Linked DNA regions of Homo sapiens: region 2 is linked to region 1. A link is a contact called in ENCODE Hi-C data. All regions are on one chromosome and are shown on one strand. The core of a region is the stretch at or near the end of the contact, and the rest is flanking DNA. Distances in the headings are between cores, read along the strand shown. Region 1 holds the start of TRAF3 (TNF receptor associated factor 3). Region 2 holds the start of BRF1 (BRF1 general transcription factor IIIB subunit).

What was found. Hi-C counts contacts between places; a loop is a spot of excess contacts on that map. Pooled maps may share reads with other maps.
Region 2: a loop to region 1 is called in a map of naive thymus-derived CD4-positive, alpha-beta T cell, with 20 times the contacts of the local background. The contact joins the promoter of BRF1 here to the promoter of TRAF3 in region 1. A Hi-C loop is called at or near these places in 2 of 168 maps with a recorded cell type or tissue (CD8-positive, alpha-beta T cell and naive thymus-derived CD4-positive, alpha-beta T cell) and 6 of 50 pooled maps.

Annotation. Positions count from the first base shown.
Region 1 is chr14:102,773,365-102,780,941 of GRCh38, forward strand. TRAF3 (TNF receptor associated factor 3) reads left to right here and starts at 4,085. Exons shown (of 12, transcript NM_145725.3): 1 at 4,085-4,311. RefSeq lists an enhancer at 2,658-2,897 and silencers at 3,608-3,667, 3,758-4,367, 4,578-4,627, 4,868-4,927.
Region 2 is chr14:105,296,685-105,304,261 of GRCh38, forward strand. BRF1 (BRF1 general transcription factor IIIB subunit) reads right to left here and starts at 4,317. Exons shown (of 18, transcript NM_001519.4): 1 at 3,762-4,317. The coding sequence starts at 3,945. It also overlaps the pseudogene LOC124903409 and a transcript of PACS2 not described here. RefSeq lists an enhancer at 3,059-3,138 and silencers at 3,989-4,398, 4,629-4,998.

The sequences.
Region 1 (7,577 bases), core at 2,835-5,334:
GCTGGCGACCTCTGCTGTCAGCCAGGGTCTACTTCAAGGACAGGATGGGCTTCCCAGCCCAGCTGCCCCACTGTGCACTCACGACAGAGCGGGGTGCTTTGGCGCCACGACCACCCCAGCTCCCTGAACCCCCTTCGACATCTTCAGCAGCTCTTTCAGTCTAAAATGGTGTTTTCAAACTTCAGGTCATGAATCAAAAGTAAGCTTAAAGGGTAATGGCCACCATTAAAAAATAAACAGAACGGAAAATATCGGAGTGCGCCGCAGGTTTGAGATGATCTGTTGTTACGTGTGTGTACACACACAGGTTATGAACAACTGGGTTACCATGTAAAATGTATTCAAAGGTTCAGAAGCCACTTGTTGGAACAATTAGTAAAACTGTGATTCTGCCGTGCATCAGGGTCCGCCCCCCGAGGCTGGGCACCATGGCTCACACCTGTAATCCCAGCACTTTGGGAGGTTGAGGTGGGCGGATCACCTGAGGTGAGGAGTTCAAGACCAGCCTGGCTAACATGGTGAAACCCTGTTTCTTTTTTTTTTTTTTTTTGAGAGGGAGTCTCGCTCTTTCACCCAGGCCGGACTCTTTTGCCCAGGCTGGACTGCAGTGGCGCTATCTCTATCTCTGCTCACTGCAAGCTCCGCCTCCCGGGTTCAGGCCATTCTCCTCCCTCAGCCTCCCGAGTAGCTAGGACCACAGGCGCCCGCCACCGCACCTGGCTAATTTTTTGTATTTTTAGAAGAGACGGGGTTTCACTGTGTTAGCCAGGATGGTCTCGATCTCCTGACCTCGTGATTCGCCCGCCTCGGCCTCCCAAAGTGCTGGGATGACAGGCGTGAGCCACCGCGCCTGGCTGTGAAACCCCGTTTCTACTAAAAATACAAAAAATTAGCCAGGCATGGTGGTGTGTGCCTGTAATTCCAGCTACTCAGGAGGCTGAAGCAGGAGAATGGCTTGAACCTGGGAGGTGCAGGTTGCAGTGAGCTGAGATCGCGCCATTGCATGCCAGCTTGGACAACAAGAGTGAAACTCCGTCTCAAAATAAAATAAAACAAAACAAATCAAAACCAAGGTCCCCACCCCCCACCCCCAGGCCACGTGTAGCATGTTTGAGTGAGAGAAGTTGCCAGCACCCTTCAGCCCAAGTTGACCCACAGGGGCCAGTGGTTTTTGTGTGGGAAGGCGCCACCTGAGGCACAGACCATCACATTCAGGGAGAGTTATAAGAAAACCCCTTTCCTAGCCCCAAAGCCCCTGGCACTCTGCCACGAATACCTTTTCCTTCTCACTGAAAGACAAACAGGATGGCCTTCTGAGCTGTTGCATGTCTGTGAGTCACTTGAGTATCTGCATGCACTTCTCCAAAAATGCAGCAAGCAGAACATGTAATGCTACATCAACTCCTGTGAGAAATGCGTCCAAAGATGGTGTCGGTTTGTTGTTGGACGTTGCCATAGGGAACAGAGATCTGCCTTTGAAGTACAGCGAGGAGAGAGCTCTCCTTCCTGCCCATCACTGCTGCCCTGTGGCTCTAACTGCAGGGGCGAGAACACCCGCCACCAACCCCCAAAGCAGTTGCCCTGCTTGGGGCAAACTTCTTTGTCCTGTCCCCCTTCAATTCCCCACAGCAGAGGATCTTCAGAACTGCTCAATTGGAGAAGAAAAAGGAGGAGGAGGGGAGGGAGAGAAAGGGAGGGAATAGGTCTCACCAGCAGAGGGCTCAGCCTGGTTGTGCCTGACTTCATTCTCAATGTTGCTTTCTAATGCTAGGCTGGAGCATGAAAAGAGCCGCAGAAAACCCTCTCATGGGTCTTTGGACCTTCTGCCTTGCTTCTTCTTTTCTTTTCTTTAATTATTTATTTATTTTTATTTTTTTGAGACAGGGTCTCGCTCTGTTGCCCAGACTGGAGTCCAGTGGTGCCATCATGGCTCACAGCAGCTTCAACCTCATGGACTCAAGCGATCCTCCCGCCTCAGCCTCCCAAAGTGCTGGGACCACAGGCATAAGCCACCATCCTACTTTTTTTTTTTTTTTCCAGACAGAGTCTCACTCTGTCGCCCAGATAGGAGTACAATGGCACAATCTCAGCTCACTGTAACCTCCGCCTCCTGGGTTCAAGTGATTCTCTTGCCTCAACCTCCTGGGTAGCTGGGATTACAGGCACACTCCACCACGCCCGGCTGATTTTTGTGTTTTTAGTAGAGACGTGGTTTCACCATGTTGGCCAGGCTGGTCTCGAACTCCTGACCTCAGGTGACTTGCCTGCCCGCGGCCTCCCAAAGTGCTGCAATTACAGGTGTGAGCCACCATGCCCGGTCCATGTCCTGCTTCTTTTAAAACAACCAAAAATAGTCCAGCCTAGGAAAGGGAGTCTTTCCTGATTTTGGCAAAGTTAAACCAGGCCATAGGTAACACACAGCATAAGGCAGGCGTTGGGAGTGGGCCCCAGTCGACAGGGTGCCAGGACTGTGGGCTAAGCAGGGCTGGGGACATGGGAGGCCTCAGTGCCTGGGCTATGGGAAGTGGTTGGGACCCTGAGCCTGAGGTCAGTAACATCCCAACTCCTGACAGGCAAGAAAGGGCACCTGAGGCTCCCAAGGGGAGTCCACCATGGGGGTGGGGGAGACCGCTGGAGTCCATAGGTCCCTGTGAGGGACGGCGAAGGCGGGCCTGTCACCTCTAAAAGAGCTGTGCCTGTGGCGCAGACGGGGGTGCCACTGTGGCCTGGTGAGTGTGGCTGTAGAACAAGCATCTGTTGGGCTAATGGAGCCAGAGACATGGTCCAATGTCTCTGATGTCCAGATAGACTTCCAGCAGCCAGGTCGGACTATCTGGGGTTCTGGAACGTTCCATGGGTGAAGCTGTAGGAGGAGATGCTGGACTTCCTGCCTCCACTCACATGAGTCACTGGAGCAATACAAGAAGGCAGACTGGCCTTGGCTACTCACACTGGTCTCAGCTCTGGGGTAGGGCTCTTTATAAGCCTTCTTGAGAAGTGAAAAATGCAAAGTCCTTTCTGTCCCCTCACCACTGACTTGCAAACTCCAGCGAAGGCCTCACCCCTCAGCTGGCCCAGAGCCTCCCAGAAGCCCTCCCTTCGCTTCCCACCTCGCCAGGCCCAGCCAGGCTGGGTGCTGCCTTGGTGGGCCTAGGTGAATCACTGACACACCACTGATGCCTTTGGGGCAGAAGGCAGAGGCCTCGGGAGAAATGCGCAGGCCCCAGCGGCCTGGTGGAGGGTGCAGGGGGCGCAGGGGCAGCCAGGACCGCCGAGGACGCTGGGGGCACGTGGCAAACTGGCTACCCTGTCCACCCGTGAGCAAGACACCACTCCGGGGGCGTGGGAGGGTCCAAGGGAGGGAGAAAGGAAAGTGCCACCAAACTAATGTGGAGCCCTGCCCTCTGCATGCGAAAAGGGGCTCCACGGCCTGAGTCACCCTCAGCCCCACCTGCGTGTGCGCGAGGGTGCGTGGCCTGGTACGCGTGCGCACGGTGTTGGTGAGCGTGTGTGTGCGTGTCCGCTTGAGGGGAATGTGACCGTCGTGTATGCGTCCGCGACAGTGCGGGGGGCCGCATATCGGACCCGTGCGTGTGCGTAGGGGTCGCGTGTGGCCATGGGCACACGGGCGTGCACGCACGGGGGCTGCGTATGCTATGCTGGCGTGGGGGGTGCGGGCGAGGTGGCCGCGGGGAGGAGCGGCGCCAGCACCTCTCGGCCCCCACGCGGCCTGCGTGGCTTTTTGACCCGGAAAGGCGGGGACGCGGGGACGCGCGGCGGCGGGGGCGCGGCGGGGGCGGCGCAGAGCGAGGAGGCCCGCGGGGCGCGCGGCGGGGACGGGAGGGAGGCGGGGGGCGCCCGGGGCCGTCCCCGCCCCGCGCCGCGGCGCCGCCGTTGCTAAGGCCGGGCGGGCGGCCGCCGGGCGCTAGGGCCCTTAGCAACGGGTCGCGGGCGCGCGCGGGGGGCCGGCGGGCGCGTGGGGCCGGCGGCGCTCGCGGGCTCCTGCCGCTCCCACGCGCGCGGGCGGCGGGGGCGGGGCGGCGGGCGCGCCGGGGATTTCCAGCGCGCGAGAGGAAGTGCCTGCGCGGGGCTGCGTGAGGGAGCGAGGGAGCGAGGGAGCGCGGCGCGGCCGCCGCGTGCGCGAGCCGGGGTTGCAGCCCAGCCGGGACTTTCCAGCCGGCGGCAGCCGCGGCGGCCGCCGGCTCTTCCCCGCCCCCCGCCATGGGGCAGCCCGGGGAGCAGAACGCTGCGGACCGCGGCGGAGGACGCGCCCGGCGCCCCTGAGCCGGCCGAGCGGCGACGGACCGCGAGGTAAGGGGCCGCGGCGGGCGGGCGGGCCTCCGGCGCGCGGCCGGGCGCCTCCATCCCCGTCGCCTCCATCCCGCGCCCTGGGCGGCGGGGCCCGGGGGCCTCGGGGCTGCCCGGCGCGGGCCCGGCGCGGCGCAGGCCCGGCCCGTCCCAGCGGCGACGGCGGGGCGCGGCTTCAGCCTGGCCCCGCGCCCCAGCCGGGCTGCCTCCCGCCTCCGGACGCCTCAACTTCGGCAAACTTTGTCCCGGAGGCCGGGCTCGGGGCCCGAGGGGGCCGGGGCGCCCGCACCTTTTCAGGAAACGGGGCGCGCAGGCCTCGCTACGGCCGTGACCCCCGCTGGCGTTGAGGACCCGGCACCCCGCGGGGCCGCGGGTTTCACGCGGGGGGACGGGCGGCTCAGGGGCTGCGTGGCCGAGCGCGCTGCCCGGGCCGGCCGGGGGGGCCCGGGCGTTATTGGAAAGTTGGTCCTGAGTCATTCCGCCTCAGAGGCGCCTCCGACCGCTTGGCGGGCGGCGCGGGGGTCCGGGTATGGGCAGAGGGCGCGAATCCCCCTCGCGCGGCCGCCGAGGGCCGGCGACTCCCGGGGCACCGGGCGGCTCCTGGCCGCGGGCTCTGCGTCTTCCCCGCGGGCGCCAGGCGGCTCTCGGCGGGCTGGCCGGTTCCACGCCGCCAGCCAGCCCCGTGTGGGGACTTCGGTCTAGTATTTGGACCCGAGGAGATAATTCTGTGTGGAAAATTCTCTCCCTTCGGTTGGAAACAGTAACAAACTGGAAACGGATGAGGTGTTATGGACGTGCTTGGAAATGCAAGAAACCTTCAGATTACGAGCTGTTGACGGGACCAGTTGTATTTCACGTTTTTCGAATTAAGCTCAGAATCAGTTTTCAGAATGACATGTGATGCGTGGTGCGTGGTGTGTGTGCCTGTGTGTGTGTATGGATATAATTCATTCATTTTTGTGGCGTCAGAAAGGTTATGTCGAGCGTTGTAGCGGCTTCTTAATTTACATTCACGGCATACAACTGAAGAGGAGCCATTATTTATTTTTTTTCCTAGCATTTGCTGCGACTACACACTGCCGGAGCGTTTGGAAATGTTGTTTGCTGTTACCCTGTATTTGTCTATAAAATTCTTACTGTAGGGAATGGCCAAGTGGACCATCAGTTCGTCCTGAGATCTTCTCATGTCTCTCACGTCTTTGAAAATGGCCTGTGAACAGACTGCATCATATGTAGGATGTCTGGCAAAATAGTGTACAGCGTTCTTTTCTCAAATGAGAGGAAATGTGTACCTTTTCGCCGCGTTGTGACAATGTAAATGTTAAGAATTAGTCTAAAGATGAAAATTCTTTGGCCAAAACAAGATAAGCCTTATCGATATGAAAACTGGAAAACATCACATGGGACTGGAAATCCTGTGAGTGGGTGCTCATGACGGAAACCCTGACAGACCTTGGATTCCAGCATCGCTGGTGAAAATCAGACCTTATCATGGATAAGGGTTAAGATGTAAGGTGTCTCACCCAGACGCCATCTGTTCCAGCTGTCAATGCAGAAGCCAGGAAAGGAGAGAGAGCTGGCCAGGGAGAATTCCAGCTTTTTTTTTTTTTTTTTTTTTTTTTTTTTGAGACATTCATGTGAATTTCTCTGCGAGGGGAAAGAAGACCAATTATTTTCCTTGGATGCTGTCCCTTCTTTTGGAATTAATAAGATGGCTTCACTCAGTGAGAGGCTGTAAAGACATTTCACTGGAAACAGGCAGTAACAGTGGCCAGTTGTTTCTGTTAATACCATCAAAATATCCCTACTCTTGTTTGTGCCTTGAAGAAAGTCCTTCATTTAACTGAGACATCTGAGCCTGCGTTGCGGATTCTGATTCTCTAAATACTCCTGCAAGAATCCCTTTAATTTTTCACTGTGCAACTCAAGAAGGACCTTTCTAGGGTATTGTCAGGATACGTATGCTAATGATATTGTCAGGTTAGGTGAGAATGATTGATCACTCCCTTAAAATCCTTTTTTATGATGTTAAAGCTGTACTTTAAGAAAGATAAAACTGCCACTGTGGCGTTGCAAGTCTGAGCTAGCTCAAGCAAACAAAGGAAATTGCGTTAAATTTGCCCAACTCTATTTTCTCATCTTCATATAGCAAGACTCTCCAAACAGCAAGTGATCTAACCTATCAAGTATTATGCAATAGCTGAATTTCCTTGCAATGGTCAGTTTAAAGAACTGTTAACTTAGCAGAGGCGACGTCTCGTGGCCAAGGCCCTTAGGGTCCACTCCATGGAATCAGGACCCCTTGCTGCTGCTTTGCGAGTGTTCATGGAGGAAGAAAAATCACTTGGTGTTCTTTTTTTGCATGGAAGAGTCATAATAACTGACTTCAGATACAGAGAAAGTGGGAAGAGTGAGAAAGAAGGAGGTGAGGCCAGAGGATTTGGAAGGCTACCAGAGAGAAGCAGCCGAGGCCTGATTGTGGAAATGATGCTTAGACTTGCTTTCAGCAGGAGTGATGAAGCCAGAATGAGGGAGGCCCAGACGCCCGGGAGAGGTACAGGGGATAGGTGCCATGTGGTTTGCACCACCGCAGCAGGCTTTGGGTCCCAAAGACGCGAATGGAAATAGAAGAAAATGCAGTTTTAAATAGAAAAGAAAAAAAAAACCGAGAAAATGTTATGTGTGCTTGTGTAAAATTTATTATTCATAATTAAAATACAAAATGGCTTTCTCATTTGAGAAAGCCTTTATTGACTAAGTTCTGCACAACACTATTCCAGGAAAGGGGGTGGGGAGACAGACCACCCTAGGGAGAAGGCAGAGTTTTTTACTATTAAGCATAATACCTTTTTTTTTTTTCTTTCGGTGAAGCTTATTGTCGGCCTGTACAGATGACTTGGAGTAGGCTGGCAGGTAGTGGGATGTCATAAATGTTGATGCCTGTTGGTTTCTATCAACTTTAGGAATCAGGTTGGAATCGATGCTGCATTCTGTATTCCTCGAGATAAGTGGATTGTTAATTGGGACTTGGGAGTCTTTTTCTCATTTAATTAATATTCAGTTAATGTGCCCTGAGTTCTCATAATGTTCTGGTTACCGTGCTGGGAAGAGTGAGACACAGCACCCATCTGCTAGGGTGTGATTTGCAGGGATATAGGCCATCTTGGCCCCTGTGCACAGTGAAGGGACATGCCAGAAACCAGCAGATACTTGACTGAGACAGACCAGGACAGGAGCTTGTGGCAGGAAGGATAAGGAAAAATGCAAAT
Region 2 (7,577 bases), core at 3,067-5,566, 2.5 Mb after region 1:
AAAAAAGAAAAAAAAAAAAAAACCTCTTAGAACAAGTAAGTTTAGCAAAGCCATAGGAAACAGGACAACACACAGAAATCAACCATATTTATATAAACAAGCAATGAAGAGTTGAAAACTAAATTAAAAAAATTCCACTTATAATAACTCCTAATAGAGCTTAGGTACACATCTAAAAAATGTCCAGAGGGCCAGGCACGGCAGCTCATGCCTATAATTCCAGCACTTTGAGAGGCTGAAGTGGGGGGGGATCACTTGAGGTCAGGAGTTCGAGACCAGCCTGGCCAACATGGTGAAACCCTGTCTCTACTAAAAATACAAAAATTAGCCAGGCGTGGTGGTGGGCTCCTGTAATCACAGCTACTTGGGAGGCTGAGGCACGAGAATCGCTTGAACCCAAGAGGCAGAGGTTGCAGTGAGCCGAGGTTGCACCACTGCACTCCAGCCTGAGTGACAGAGCGAGACTCCATCTCAAAAAAAAAGTCCAGAAGCTGTATGCTGAAAACTACCCAACACTGACAGACTATATCAAAGAAAATCTAAATGAATGCAAACATACACTGTGTTCCATGGACTACAAGATTCAACATAGAAAAAATGTCAGCTGGGCACAGTGGCTCCCACCTGTAATCCCAGCACTTTGGGAGGCCGAAGAGGGCGGATCACGAGGTCAGGAGTTCGAGACCAGCCTGGCCAATGTGGTGAAACCCCGTCTCTACTAAAAAATATACAAAAATTAGCTGGGTGTGGTGGCGTGTGCCTGCAGTCCCAGCTACTCAGAAGGCTGAGGCAGCAGAATCACTTGAACTCGGGAGGCGGAGGGTGCAGTGAGCTCAGATCGCGCCACTGCACTTCAGCGTGGGTGACAGGGTGAGACTCTGTCTCAAAAAAAGAGAAAGAAAGAAAAAATGTCAGCTCTCCCTAAATATATCAAGAGGTTTAATGCAATTCCAATGAAAACCCCACCAGGACTTTTGTACAGGTTGAACATCCCAAATCCAAAAATCTGAGATTATAAATGCTCCAAAACGGCCCGGTGCAGTGGCTCACGCTGGTAAACCCAGCACTTTGGGAGGCTGAGGCAGGTGGATCACGAGGTCAGGAGATCGAAACCATCCCGGCTAACACGGTGAAACCCCGTCTCTACTAAAAATACAAAAAATTAGCCGGGCGTGGTGGCGGTCGCCTGTAGTCCCAGCTACTTGGGAGGCTGAGGCAGGAGAATGGCGTGAAGCCAGGAGGCGGAGCTTGCAGTGAGCCGAGATAGTGCCACTGCACTCCAGCATGGGCAGCAAAGCGAGACTCCGTCTCAAGAAAAAAATAAAATAAAAAATAAATGCTCCAAAACATGAAACTTTTTGAGTATCAACACGATGCTCAAAGGAAATGCTCACTGGAGCATCTCAGATTTCAGATTTTTCGATTAGGGATGCTTAACCAGTAATTATAATGCAGATATTCCAAAATCAGAAAACTCTGGTATCCAAAACACTTCTGGTCCCAAGCATTTCAGGTAAGAATATGTGACCTGCAGAGATGCACAAACTTACTCTAAAATTAAAAAGAGAAAGGGAAATTAATAGCCACAACAACTTTGAAAAGGAAGAACAAAGGTTGAGGGACTCACAATATCTGATTTCAGGACAATATAACAGGTATAGTAAAAAAGCGTGTGATGCTGACAAAGGAAAACGGCACCTGATCAACAGGGCAGGACACAAGGCCCAGAGACAGACCTGCACGGACGGGGCCCAGTGAGCACAGCCGAGGGAGCAAAGGCCTTCAGTCTTTCAACAAACGGTGTTGAAACAAGGGGACCTCCAGATAAACAATGAGCCTCAGCCTACAAAGCACACCTTATACAAAACATAGATGGACCACAGATTTAGGCCAGGTGCGGTGGCTCGCGCCTGTAATCCCAGCACTTTGGGAGGCTGAGGCAGGCGGATCACTTGAGGTCAGGTGTTCAAGACCAGCCTGACGAACAGGGTGAAACCCTGTCTCTACTAAAAATACAAAAATTAGCCAAGTGAGGTGGCGCACGCCTGTAATCCCAGGTACTTGGGAGGCTGAGGCACGAGAATCACTTGAACCTGGGAGGCAGAGGTTGCAGTGAAACGAGATTGTGCCACTGCACTCCAGCCTGGGCCACAGAGCAAGATTCTGTCTCAAAAAAAAAAAAAAAGTTAAAACTTCTGCTTTGAGGCCGTGCGCAGTGGCTCACGCCTGTAATCCCAGCACTTTGGGAGGCCGAGGTAGGCGGATCACGAGGTCAGGAGATCGAGACCATCCTGGCTATCACAGTGAAACCCCGTCTCCACTAAAAAATACAAAAAAAATTAGCCGGGCATGGTAGTGGGCTCCTGTAGTCCCAGCTACTCGGGAGGCTGAGGCAGGAGAATGGCGTGAGCCTGGGAGGCAGAGCTTGCAGTGAGCCGAGATCGAGCCACTGCACTCCAGCCTGGGCAACAGAGCAAGACTCCATCTCAAAAGAAAAAAAACTTCTGCTTTGAAAATCACATATACAACAAAGGGCTTGTAACTACAATCCACAAAGAACTCCCAAAACTCAACAATAAGAAAACAACCCAAATAAAAAATGAGAGTCAGGGTGTGGTGGCTCACGCTGTAATCCCAGCAATTCGGGAGGCCAAGGCTGGAGTATCACTTGAGCCCAGGAGTTTGAGACCAGCCTGGGCAACATAGAGACCTTGTCTCTACTAAAAATAAAATAAAATAAATGATCACAGCATGGTGGCATGCACCTGTAGTCTCAGCTACTCAGGAGGTTGAGGCAGGAGAATTGCCTGAGCCTAGGAGTTCAAGGCTGCAGAGAGCCATGACTGGGCCATTGCACACCAGCCTGGGCCACAGAGTGAGATCCTGTCTCGAGATAAATAAAAAAATAAGACTTGAGCACACATTTCAACAAAGAGGATTCGGGCATGGCAAATAAGCACCCTAATAAGGTTGAACATCACTAGCCAGTAGAGAAATACAGAATACCACTATGATGAGATGCCACACACCTGTTAGAACAACCGAAATAAAAACATCGACAACACCAAGTGCTGGTGAAGATGTGGGGCAACTGGTGAGAATGCATAATGGCACAGCCACATCACAAAACAGTTCATGACAGTTTCCCATAGAGTTACACATACAGCTAAGTTCCCCAGAGAAATGAAAACGTATGTTCACACAGAGAGCTGCAAATGAATCCTTTTAGCAGCTCTATTCACAACCACCTGAAACTGGCCACAGTCCAGCTCCTTCCACAGGCTGGGGTCCATCCCCAGCCCGCAATACTGCCCATCACTGAAACGTCCCCTCCGAGGCCTGCAGCAGCCTGAGTGGCCCTAGGGCATCCGCCCGGTAACCACCAAGGCCAAGGGCAGCAGCAATCGGATTCTAAGTACCAGACATTGCTGAAAACAAAACTGCAGGCACAGAGAGTGACAGTGAGGGGCAGCTTGAGGGGCCTTCTGGGCTCCCCAGGCTCTCTTCAACCCTCCCTGTGCTGGCTGCCCTGGCCCACGCGTGTGTCGAGGAAGTCCACGCACGCCACGGGGGTCCACAGGCGCGCGAAGAAGGTCTACATTCTCGCCAAGGGGATCCACACTCGCGCCCAGACGGCGCAGAACCGCGCGCCCCGACAGAGCGTGCGGTACCGAGGCGCTGGTCCCGGCCGCGCCGTCACCGCCTCCAGCCCGCCTAAGCCGCACCGAGAAATCCGCGCAGCGCCAGCCCGCGGGACTCACCGTCCAGGGACACGAACTGGCCCACGGCCGAGGAGCCGCCGCCGCTGCTCTCCACGAACTGCACCTCGGACACGATGATGTTGTCCTCCAGCACTGAGCCGCAGGCGGTGCACACCGCGTCCCCGCGCGCCGCGTCCAGCTCGATGTCCGTGCCGCCGCAACCGCGGCACACGCGGCCCGTCATGCCGGCGACCGCGCGGGCAGCGCCCGGAGCCTCCCAAGACTCTCAAGCCACCCGAGCCTCCGGAGCAGCCCGCGCCGCCCGCCCAGGCCCAGCCGCCCAGGCCTCGCCGCTCTCGCGAGGCCCCGCTCCAGCCGATTCGCAGCCGCAGATTCGCCGCGCGCGCCCGGGCCGCGCCGCCCGCAACGGCCGCGCCCGCGGGATGGGACAGGCACCGGGACCACGGCGGGGACGCGAGGACTGGAGCCGCGACCTCCCCACTGCGAGCGAGCTGGCCTCCCTTGCGGCGCGCCGGCGTCGGAGGGGCGACCTGCGGGGGCTGGGCTTCGGCGGAACCCGAGCGGGGCCTACCGGTGAGCGCAGCCGAGGACTGGCGCTTGGGGGCGGGGCCACGGCGGTGAGCGCAGCCCGGGACTGGAGTTTGGGGCGGGGCCTCGTCGGTGGGCGACACCGGGGACTAGAGCTAAGGGTGGGGCCTCGCGGTGAGTGCAGCCGGGGACGGGACCCAAGGCTGGCGACGGGACCCAAGGCTGGCGACGCGACCTAAGGCAGTGGGCGGGCCCTTGGCGATGAACGCAGTCGGGGACTAAAGCTGGACGCGGGGCAGAGGAGGGTCCTCCTCGGATAGTGAGCGCGGTCTCCAGCGGCGAGCGAGGCCTGGGGTGAGGACTCAGCCGGATGCGGGGCTGAGGGTGGGGGGCGGGGCCTCCCGTGGAGAGACGGCCTGCGAAGGGAACTGGAGCTGTGGGCGGGGGAAGGGGGCGGAGCCTGGGTCTGGACCCGAACTGTGGGCGGGGCTTGAGGCGAGGGGGCCGAGCGTGGTGGGCGGGGCCTTGGCTCCTGAGGGCGACCTGGGACCCAACCCCGGGCTCTGGGAGTGGTGGGCGGGGCCAGGGCAGCTGCGCTGGGGGGCCTGGCCGCAGAGGTGGAGACACCCGCCAGGGGCCACCCTGCCCCGCCCTCCGCATTTGCGGCGTCCGCCGCTCCGCTCGCCCAGGTTCCAGAGCCTCCCCGTGCGCCCCGCTATTCTCCGTTTTCTGTTCCCCTAAAATTCCCACTTTCTAGCAGTCATTCGTGGCCACCTGTGGTTACCCGTGAGTCACCTCGCTGTGCCCCCTGCCCAGAGCGGGAACCCTGGCTGCGCACGCCCTCAAATATCTGCAGGTGCTGTTCACAATCGCCATAGGGCCGGTGACATACCCAGGAATGAGCCTAAAAAGAAATGCGTAACCAGGCGTAGTGGCTCACGCTTGTAATCCCAGCACTTTGGGAGGCCAAGGCAGGCGGATCACGTAAGGTGAGGAGTTCGAGACCAGCCTGGCCAACATGGCGAAACCCCGTCTCCACTAAAAATACAAAAAAATTAGCCAGGCTTGGTGGTGGGCGCCTGTAATCCCAGCTACTCGCGAGTCTGAGACAGGAGAACCACTTGAACCTGAGAGGTGGAGGTTGCAGTGAGCTGAGATCCCGCCATTGCACTCCAGCCTGGGTGACGGGTGACAAGAGTGAAACTCTGTCTCAAAAAAAAAAAAGAGAAAAAAGGAAATGCGGAAGACCCCACCCTCTTTTTTTTCTTTCTTTTTTTTTTTTTTTTGAGACGGAGTCTCTGCTCTGTTGCCCAGGCTGGAGTGCAGTGGTGAGATATCGGCTCACTGCAACCTCTGCCTCCTGGGTTTAAGCGATTCTCCTCTCTCAGCCTCCCGAGTAGCTGGGATTACAGGTATGCACCACCACACCTGGCTAATTTTGTATTTTTAGTAGAGACGGGGTTTCTCCATGTTGGTCAGGCCAGTCTTGAACTCCCGACCTCAGGTGATCCGCCCACTTCAGCCTCCCAAAGTGCTGGGATTACAGGCATGAGCCACCGTGCATGGCCCTATTTCATTAATTTCTGCTCTCATTTTTGTTAGATCCTTCTTTCCACTTAATTTGGTTCAATGTGTTCCCTTTTTCTAGTTTCTTCATTTTTTAAAAATTGAGATAGTGTCTCATTCTGTCACCCAAGGTGGAGTGCAGTAGCATAATCAAGCCTCACTGCAGACTCTACCTCCTGGGCTCAGGTGATCCTCCCACCTCAGCCTCCCGAGTAGCTGGAACTACAGGCATGTGCCACCACACCCAGATAATATTTTTTGTAGAGATGGGTTTTTGCCTCATTTGCCCAGGCTGGTCTGGAACTCCTGGGCTCAAGTGAGCCACCCGCCTTGTCTTCCCAAAGTGCTGGGATTACAGGCATGAGCCACTGCTCCCCGCCCTGTCCTCCCAAAGTGCTGGGATTACAGGCATGAGCCACTGCTCCCCGCCCTTTCTCTAGTTCTTTTTTTTTTTTGAGATAGAGAACACCCAGGCTGGAGTTCAGTGGTGCCATCTCAGCTCACTGCAACTTCCACCTCCCAGGTTCAAGTGATTCTGTCACTTCAGCCTCCCAAGTAGCTGGAATTACAGGCATGTGCCACCACGCCCAGCTAATTTTTGTATTTTTAGTAGAGATGGGGTTTCACCATGTTGGCTAGGCTGGTCCCAAACTCCTGACCTCAAGTGATCCACCTGTCTTGGTCTCCCAAAGTGTTGAGATTCTACACGTGAGCCAATGCACCCGGCCCCTTTTTCTAGTTTTTGTTTTGTTTTGTTTTTTGAGGTGGAGTCTCGCTCTGTCACCCAGGCTGGAATGCAGTGGTGCGATCTTGGCTCACTGTAACCTCCACCTCCCGGGTTCATGCCATTCTCCTGCCTCAGCCTCCCAAGTAGCTGGGACTACAGGTGCCCACCACCATGCCTGGCTAATTTTTTGTATTTTTAGTAGAGACAGGGTTTCACTGTGTTAGCCAGGATGGTCTTGATCTCCTGACCTCGTGATCCACCTGTCTCGCCCTCCCAAAGTGCTGGGACTATGGGCGTGAGCCATCGCGCCTGGCCTTTTCCTAGTTTTTTAAGGTGAAAGATGAAATCATTGATTTAAGATCTCTTTTCCTTTATAAATAGGCATTTTATTGCTATAATTCTCCCTGTAATTACCACTTTAGCTGAATCCTGCACATTTCAATGTGCTGTGTTTTCATTTTCATTCAGCTCAAGATTGTCTCCACTCTTAATTTCCTCCCGGATCCAAGGGTTATTAGGAAGTGTATTGTTTTGTTTCTAAATGTTGGGGATTTTTCAAATATGTATTATTGATCTCTATGCAAAATGCTCTCTGTCCATGATGACATTTCATCCTTATGGCAACACTAGCTTGCAGACACTGTTGTCTCCATTTTATGGAGGGAGCCCTTGAGGATGTGAGGGGTGACAGCCCCAAATCTCATAGCCAGTAGGTAACAAAGCCAGAATCCAATCTGAGGCCATGTGGCCACTGGATCCTTGCTCTCACCTGACAGACTAGAGGGGTTATTTCGTGTGCTCCCTCACCAAAGCCTGTGAGGTGCCTGCAGGTGCAAGGGGCAGCATGCCTCCCAGGCCACAGCGGTGCAGGACAGTCAGGCAGTACAGGACAGTCAGGCTGTACAGGACAGGATTGGCCAGAGGAGCAGAGGGTGGGGAAGACCACACCCACAACGGTAAGAGGTTTAAAGGGTGTGGTTTCAGCCAGGCTCGGTGGCTCAGGACTGTAATCCCAGCACTTTGGGAGGCTGAGG